Linked DNA regions of Homo sapiens: region 1 is linked to region 2. A link is a contact called in ENCODE Hi-C or POLR2A ChIA-PET data. All regions are on one chromosome and are shown on one strand. Each heading gives the region's core, a stretch centred on a gene start or an enhancer-like site at or near the end of the contact. The rest is flanking DNA. Distances are from core to core; before and after follow the strand shown. Region 1 has its middle 16 kb from the start of ANXA10. Region 2 has its middle 200 kb from the start of ANXA10.

Evidence for each region. Hi-C counts contacts between places; a loop is a spot of excess contacts on that map. ChIA-PET counts read pairs that join two places held with the same protein, here RNA polymerase II (POLR2A). Pooled maps may share reads with other maps.
Region 1: a map of endothelial cell of umbilical vein shows a loop between it and region 2 (7-fold over the local background). The contact joins two enhancer-like sites. A Hi-C loop is called at or near these places in 3 of 168 maps with a recorded cell type or tissue (Caco-2, Calu3 and endothelial cell of umbilical vein) and 1 of 50 pooled maps. POLR2A ChIA-PET finds 5 or more read pairs at or near these places in 1 of 52 experiments (MCF 10A).

The regions. Positions count from the first base shown.
Region 1 is chr4:168,074,623-168,079,322 of GRCh38, forward strand. No RefSeq gene overlaps it. Among named protein-coding and RNA genes, the nearest start is that of ANXA10, 16 kb to the right of the region's middle. Within about 2 kb of position 3,114, at least 2 of the 41 ENCODE cell types and tissues checked have a DNase peak (open chromatin) inside an H3K27ac peak, as active enhancers do.
Region 2 is chr4:167,894,657-167,899,204 of GRCh38, forward strand. No RefSeq gene overlaps it. Among named protein-coding and RNA genes, the nearest start is that of ANXA10, 200 kb to the right of the region's middle. RefSeq lists enhancers at 2,168-3,367, 2,330-3,087. Within about 2 kb of position 2,600, at least 5 of the 41 ENCODE cell types and tissues checked have a DNase peak (open chromatin) inside an H3K27ac peak, as active enhancers do.

The DNA of each region.
Region 1 (4,700 bases), core at 1,864-4,363, 180 kb after region 2:
GGAGAGGAAAATTCCTGGCTTGGAAATTAGGGAGCTAAATGGATTACAAAAAAGAAATTTCAAAAGGAGAAGCCAACCAAGAATACCCTGCTTTTTTCTAGAGAAAATGATAATAATAGGAAAGCAGTCGATGGCTTCCATGACCACAGATGTACAGCATGTGATCCTGACTGTAATGCCCAAAGGCAGTGGGGAAGATAGCTGTTTCAACCAAAATATCCCCTCAGCAGAGACGAGCATCACAACACATTTACACAGGTCACATGGGGGTGCGAATTCAAAGACCGCAGAAATGCAAGGGTAGTTAGTTAAACGGTTAAGCCACTTGGGAGTTGATCGCCAACTCACTTCTGAACCTCTACTGAAATCAGTGTTGTGCATGAGAAGTCAGAGAACTCTATTGGATACTGTCAAATGAACAGGCATGTTAGTGCTTACTCAGCACCCTCACTTATTGTAGCTTTTGTGGAAACATGGATAGAAGGAGTAAACTCCAAATCCATTAAGCTGTATAAAATCAAAGGTAAATAACATAAATCTTGAAAAGGAAAATTCCCCAAATTCACCCTTAGGTTTTAAATGGAATATTTCTGAGGCTGCTGAATTGTTGAGAACATAAGTAACTTTTATTAGTTGCAGTAATTCTAAAAAATTTCCTAACTCTACAGGTTTGGTCAAGATATGATAGATGCTATAAGAAGCTACAACTGCTTGGACTCCTTATTTGACTTCATTATTGCGGAGATAAGATGGGATGAGTGAAACTATGGAAGGACTCCTTGTCCAAGTACTGCAAATAAGGGTTAATGATGGAAAAATGATTAGGGTTAATAAAAAGAAAAGGAAATATGGATAAAAGGGGTAAAAAAAAGTCCTGAGAAAATTTAAACTGAATACTAGTGTTCAGAAGGTTGATTAAAAATAACATTAATAAGGAAAAGACAGATGTTATAAACACTAAAATTGTCATGAATTGCTATGTAAAGATTAGGTGGTCTGGCTGCTCCATCAATTTTTCAACCTATAAAGGAATTGTGACAGTTTTGCTCAATTTATTTTAGTCTCAATAAATTTTTAAGAATCTGATTATTGTACAAAAGAAATTCATAATCCCCTGAGTGTCAATGCCCATGAAAATTGTATGGGGAAAAAGAGAAGATTCTGACTCTGGATGACAGGAGGGCCAGAGCCCCCTGACTCAACACCCCAGCCAGGGATCCAAGGCTGTTTCCATGGGTGTGAGTAAAATGGCCCGAGGGTGGTGAAGGAAATTTAGTTGGCTTTCTGGACACCGGTGTCCAATATAACATCATACAAAGCCCGTTAAGGAAAAGTTAACAGGCAATAGAATTGAGTTAGGGAGATACGGTGAGCAACTCCAAGGAACAGCAGACAAAAGTATGGCTAAAATATAGGCATTTATTAACAAAAGTTATGTAAGGTTGTTGCCTCACTCTGCCAGAATGTGTGGTTAGAATGGATCTAATGTCTGAATGCAGGACTCTTATCTTACCCAGGTTATTAGGAAAAAGGTTGTCTTGCAAATCTGTTTTTAATCCTTTTTTACTGGAGCATAGTAGATGGGAAATTTCAAAATTATCTAAGCCCATTCAAGTGGCCAATTTAAAGCAATTAGAATAGACTAGGTTTGGATACCTGAGGCACATAAAGAAATTTTGTTTTCAATTAAAAATGTTTTAGATGTAGGTATATTAATAGCCACAATTTCCTTGTTTAACAGCCTGTGGAAGAAATGATGAAACCCAGAGATTCACTATAGAGTACAGAAATAATAAATAATAACCCTCATGCCATGAGTAGTGCACAGTATCGTATTAACTATTCAAGCGGAACAACAAACTAAGGGACACTATTATTCTGTGACCAAATTGACTAATGCTTTCTTTTCCATTTCTACTTATGAAGAAATTTAAAGCCAATTTGCATTCGTGTGAGATGGATGGAAAAATACACATTTACCATGCTCTCGCAAAGATATTTAAATTCTCCTGCTTATTGCTGTACCTGATGAGATGAAACAGATTTGAATCAATTGGAGAGTGCTGCTATTTGTGATAGTAATGATATATTGTTTATGTATCAATCTCAACGCTAAGCTAAAATTGCATTATAAACGCTTGTTAATCATATGATTCCAGAAGATGGCTGATTAACTATCATACAATACATATCTCAGAAAAATGGTGAAATTCCTTGATATCTCTTGAACAGAGGAGACTAGGGCATCCCTCATAAAACAAAAAATAAATGATTTTCTCTGTGAACTCCAAAATCAAAGCAAGCAATATAAAGTTTGATTAGGTTCTTTGGTTTCTAGAGAATTCACATACAACATCTGAGAAATGTTATCAACTGCTATTCACAAAATTACCAAGAAAAAAATAACCTGAATTTGAGCAACAGCACTTCTTTTATTTTTTTTACAGTTTCAAAGAAACTTAGCACAATCAGGTCTTTGTGACCTTACTAAGCACATGGTAACTTCATTACCTCCATGTTCCAATGATTTTGGAAATGTCCAGTCAAAGCAGCCATGCTGACTGAAGCACTTGGCAAAAGCCCTTGACTGACACCCAGTGGTCATTGCTGGTATTTGGGACTAGAAAGTAGCCTATTTCAACTTCAAGGTAAGCATCGCTTGAAAACTATCATTGGCTTGTTATTGTAATAGGGGCTTTAATTGAAATCGTTTTTATTACAATAGGATATAAATTTATTTTGAGATATGAGATACCTATGGTTGTGGGTTATGTCATACCATCATTCCTACATGGAAGCAAATGAAGGAAATAATTTCCTCATCAAATGAACATGTACATTAAGTCTCCCTGTGGAATTGTGTAAGGACATAACTTGTCCCTATGACAAGTTTCCAAGGGTGCCAAAGGGTGTCAAACAAGTAACTGAAGTTTAGATGGTTCCCAAGGGTGGAAGACCAACACAATAAAAATTCAGTCTAGAAAGCAACCCCATTGTTGAAGTGTTAGTGACCTTACTTTAGGTGAAGAGGTAAAAAGATAAATCTGCTTAATAGGCAGAAATGAGTCATGTTTCTTCTGGCACCAGAGGAACTGGATAATAACAAAAATGACTCTTGCCAATTCTTTGGTAAAAACCAATAGAGTTGGCATATAGCCTGAGATAATGGGAAAATAAAGGAACCCCGTAATCTGAAATTTGATATGGAATTGGAGGTGGGCATCAAAGTGCATCACTCACAAAGTAAACCCCAAATACCTCCCAAAATAACACAGGTAACTCCTATTACTGATTACTCACCTTGGCTTAGCTACATAACTACAGGACATAAAAGATTCCACCAGAATGCTTTTAAGAAGTTTTCCCAAAACAAGGCTCACTGCACAAACGGAAGCCCGAACTGGAGATGAAGCACGTTCTGTGCATATAAGAAGGACTTTGATAAGCAGGTCCCTAATATTTGCCTCAACCCTTTCTCCTACTCAACTGTGTTCTTCACCTTTACTGAAAGCCTTATACAAGGATGCTCTTTGAAGTCTTGTGAGTCCTTTCAATTATCGAAGTCTGATTTTCAATCTATGGAATCTCCATCTGTATTATGAAATAATAACAATGCCTACTTTGTAGGGTTGTTTCAAGGAATGAATTAAACCATTTAAAGTGCTTAGAACAGAACTGGCACATTCATTGCTTTAAAATCTTATTTTATGTCAATGGAAAAATAGCTTCATCACAGTAATTTATGTATAATCTTTCATGGTAAATGACAATACACACTGTATAGATAAATTATAATACATTTAAATTACTTATGAAATCCTGTATTTCCATAAAAACCTATTTTTTATTTCAATGGATAAGACTATTATATGTATACATTGAAAACAAAATATTCTCATATTATAATACAAACTTTATTTAGTGATTCCAACAAAAGAACAATCAGGTTTAAATCTCTACTTATTGCCACATTTGTTCCGTAAGAATTGAGTTTTCCCTACTACAGGTTAATCATGTTGATGATAAATAAGATGTACAATATGTAGTTTATTTCAAAACAAAAGTATTTATAAGTCAAAAGGTAAATATGATTCAGAAACACTTGTTACTATTTTAATATACTTTGCTTTTAATTGTAATATTACCTATTAAAATATTCAGATGAGACCAATTTAGCAGCATCTTATTTTTTCTTTAGTGATAATGATCCTCTGACTACTAATCTCTGTGTGGATATATGAAAATTATTATTCCAAGGATGTGAAATTTGTTTCAAATTAATGCACATGACTAATATGCTAGAATTTAATTTTCAAAGTGATGAAAATGTTTATAGTAAGTTACTTTTTCTTTGACTTTTAATTAAATTTCTTCTACAAGGATTAGGACATATAATTTTAAAAATAATTAAAATTTAATTATTTTTATTCATGACTTCTATTGCTACAAATTGGAAAGGGTCAGTGCAAATTTCCAACTAGAATGAATCTTAAATGGACTTTAGAACATCAGAATATGTCCAAAGTACAGAAATGAAGATAATTTTTTAAATCATATTTTGTTCATTTACCTAAAACATGGATATCTAGAGTACATTGTATGTAGATATTCAATCCTGAAAAATTGCTTTACATTTCAACTTCAATTCTCTTTGACAAGCCATAAAAAGTGGTGACATTTTGAGAGGGATACATGGTATC
Region 2 (4,548 bases), core at 1,350-3,849:
TCCAGACAGAGCAGCATGCGGAGGCTTGCACTGTGAATTTTAGCTCCAGATTGACTGCAAGAACAAACCAGCAATCCCGAGAGGAGCCACAGACCCTCTGAAGGAAGCGGCCTGCTCCTGCAGGACCCTGGAGACACCCAAATACTGTGAGTGCCCCAACTGGGGAAGTGGGAAAGGGAGACCCTCCTCCCCCGAACACACAACCCCACTGGAGAAGCTGAAGGTCTGCTTGCGGAGAAGTTTCTGACGTTACCTGGAGCTGAGTCAAGTTAGAGAGCCCAGTGAAATACAGGGGCAGAGGAAGCAGCAGGAAGGCCCTGGGAGCTTGCTGGGTCCCCAGCAGCCCATTCCTGGTTGGCACCACAGGGATCCATCGTGAGGGTGGCCTGAGGAGCAGGGGGTAAAACTCCACAGGTAGAAGCACTTCTCTTGGTGAACTCTGTAATGATTTGAAAGGGGCAAGAAGCCCCCCTGGCCAGAACTTGGGGGAGGGCGCGAATCGGATATGCAGACTTCACAGGTGGGGAAAAGCTAACACCCTTTTCTGTGGCAGCTGGGAGGCGGATAGTCTCAGACAACTTTTCAAGCCCCTCTGGCCCTCCACCTGGAAACAGACTCGGGGCTGTCAGTGGGGGCATGGTGGGAGTGAGACCGGCCCTTCAGTTTGCATGGGAGCTGGGTGAGGCCTGTGACTGCTGGCTTTCCCCTACTTACCTGACAACCTGCATGACTCAGCAGAGACAGCCATAATCCTCCTAGATACACAACTCCAGTGACCTGGGAATCTCACCCCCATCCTCCACAGCAGCCGCAGCAAGACCCGCCCAAGAAGAGTCTGAGCTCAGACACACCTAGCCCTGCTGTCACCTGATGGTCCTTCCATATCCCCCATGGTATATAACCTGGTATATAATCCTCCCTGGTATATAAGACAAAGGGCAAATAATCTTGGGAGTTCTAGGGTCCCGCCCACCATTGGTCCCTCTCCACACTATGCAGCTGATGCTTTCTGTAAAGCACCACCTCCTGGCAGGAGGTCAACCAGCACAAAAATAGAGCATTAAGCCACCAAAGCTAAGGACTCTCATGGAGTCCATTGCACCCTCTGCCACCTCCACTGGAACAGGCATTGGTATCCACAGCTGAGAGACCCATAGATGGTTCACATCACAGGACTCTGTGCAGACAACCCCCAGTACCAGCCTGGAGCTGCATAAATTTGCTGGGTGGCTAGACCCAGAGGAGAGACAACAATCACTGCAGTTCAGCTTATAGGAAGCCACATTAATAGGAAAAGGGGGAGAGTACTACATGACGGGAATACCCCATGGGACAAAAGAGTCTGAACAACAGACTTCAGCCCTAGACCTTCCCTCTGACAGAGCTTACCCAAATGAGAATGTAGCAGGACGAGCTGCAGACAAAACCTCTCAGGCACCGAGTTATGGAAGGAAGGGCTTTATTCACCTGGGAGCATCGGCAAGCTACTGCCTCAAAATCCGCGCTCCCCGAATGCTCAATTTCTGTCCCTCTTAAGGGCTCACAACACTAAAGATTTCACATGAAAGGGTCGTGATTGATTTGAGCAAGCAGGCGGTACGTGACAGGGGCTGCATGCACGGGTGGTCAGAGAGAAACAGAACAGGGCAGGGAGTTTCACAATGCTCTTCTATACAATGTCTGGAATCTATGAATAACATCGGTTTCTAAGTTATGAATTGATTTTTAACTACTGGATTTAGGCGAGGCAGGCCCAGGCCTGGTTTCAGGCCTGGTGCCAGGCTGCCTGTCTTTGGTTTTACTTCCTTGTTGTTTTTCTTAAAACAGGTACTGAGTATAAAACAATATAAAACAATATGAGAGGGTCTCTCTCCTCCCTCAAAAAAGAACCAGAAAAACAACCCTGGTAATATGACAAAACAAGCCTTTTCAGTACCCCCCAAAAATCACACTGGTTCACCAGCAATGGATCCAAACTAAGAAGAAATCCCTGATTTACCTGAAAAAGTATTCAAAGCTTAGTTATTAAGCTAATCAGGGAGGGGCTAGAGAAAGGCAAAGCCCAATGCAAGGAAATCCAAAAAATTATACAAGAAGTGAAGGGAGAAATATTCATGGAAATAGATAGTTTGAAGAAAAAAAACAATAAAAAATTCAGGACACTGTGGACACACTTTTAGAAATGCAAAATGCTCTGGAAAGTCTCAGCAATAGAATTGAACAAGTAGAAGAAATTCAGAGTTTGAAGACAAGGACTTCGAACTAACCCAATACAAGAAAGAAAAGAAAAAAGAATAAGAAAATATGAACAAAGGCTCCAAGCACTAAACAGTTTATCAAGACAGAAAGTCAAAAAAAAAAAACAATAGATTTAAACTACACCTTGGAACAAATGGACCTAACAGACCTCAGGTGATCCGCCAGCCTTGGCTTCCCAAAGTGCTAGGATTACAGGTGTGAGCCAAAGTGCCCGGCCCAGAATTTATTAAGCAAAAGGAAAGCTCTCAACAAAAAGAGCAGTCCTGCACTCAGGTTTCCACCTCACAAATTGAATTCCAGGCCACCACACAGGAGTTGATGAGGCCAGGCTCCTCCCCAGTATACAGCACAAATTCCTGGTGGCTCTACCCCATTCCTCCAGTGCATGTTCGCCTCCGGTTCATTGTGGGCATGCCCAGGCAAGACCCTGCACTGGTTCCTTTATCTGCACAAAAACATCTGGTGTGAATACTTGCGGAGCAGGTCAGAGGTTCTCCCGGGGGCCCTTCCCTATTTCCTAGGCATTTGCCTGTCTCCTGCCTCTATCAATGGTAAAAATACCTTTCTCACAGTTTAAGAGATAATGTATGAAAAGCAACCTACAAAGTCTAAAATACAAACTCATTAAAAAAAAAAAGCACACGAATCACCAGAACCTTTGTGCCTATGATCATGTTTACCAAAGAAAAGTAACCAAAGCTGTGAGTTATCATTCAGAAATTATCTATATCTGTCTGGCCATTTGATACCTCTAAGTCCTTAACCTTGTTATTTTAGTGGATGACATTGTTTTATCATTAACAAGAATACTTTTCCTTGCATCCAAATGAAATTTACTTGTTTCTATTTTATTATGTTTTTTAAATTACATAGTCTAAGGATAAATTAATATTTTTCAGAGAGTAAAACTCGATGGAGGTAATGCTGTTTTACATTTTCCATTTTATAAATTTTTAGAAAAATCAGTGACTGCTTTATTTCTCCTGATTGTAAAATCATACATATTGATTATTGAAAAGTTGGACAATATGAAAATTATAAAGAAGATAATGAAGATGTCTTTAAAATCACACAATAGAGATAAATATTGGTTATAATGCTGTTCAAGATTTTTGTGTTTGGAAAATATATCAGACTCTGAATTACTCATTGACTATATAATTTACCATTAACCATTTTCATTATCATTAAATGATTTTAAACACCAATTTGTAATTTCTACAAATCATTTCTATACATTTACATATCATAATTTCTTCATCCCTTGGGGCATTTTACTTTTGCCTATTTATTTAAGAAGTGAATTTGTATGTAAAGAATATATAAATAAGATATTCATGAAGACAAAAGCAGACACTAATAACTAGAAAACCAAAAATTTGGAATAGGTAAATATGAAAAACAGTTAGCTTAAAAAGTACAATAAAATAATCATTAGGAAAATTTCCCAGGTTTTAAATCCCAATAATGTTTTGTGCAATTCTTCAAAGAATTTTAAGCATTTTGGTTCACTCTACAGTCTAAAAGCATTAATTGCCTATAATGTATCTGATCAGATACTATCCAAAGCACTCATGTAGAAAAAGGTAGAGAAGTTCCTATCCTCATTGAGATCATTTTCTAGTGGAGAACATAGTCAACAAACAAGCGATTTAGTACCTAAGCTACACTTTATTTGATATAGTCTATAGAAAACAAAGCAGGTTACAGGGTGAAAAAGGGACATATAATTGTATTTCAGTTAGGGCAGTCAGAAAGACCTTCTTGGGTAGGGTGACTTTTGAACAGAAAAGAAAATTTCAGATGGAAAGTATTTGACAAATCCCTACTCAACTGATCTATTCACGGATTTTTTTTTACTCAAGTAATTGATAAGTACCAGACACTTCTCTAGGTGCCAGGGACAACATAATACTAAAAACAAAACTCCTGTCTTCATGAAGTTTACATACTTGTTGAGAAGACATGTGATCAATAAATGAAAGAAAGAAAGAGAGAGAGAAAGAAGAAAAAGTAAGAAAGAAAGAAGAGAGAGAGAGAAAGAGAGAAAGAAAAAAAGAAAGAAAGAAGGAAAGAAAGAAAAAGAAAAGAAAGGAAGGAAGGAAGAGACATGAGAAGTACCATTTTAGTGAGAATGGTCAGGGAACACTTCTCCGAAGAGGCAATATTTCTACAGGGTTATGATTAAAGAACTGAGGTCTAAGAATATCTACAGTCACTGAAGTGGACCAGGTTTCTTATGTTTAAAAGATAGAAATATGGCAAAATGGAATGACCAAAGGGAGAATA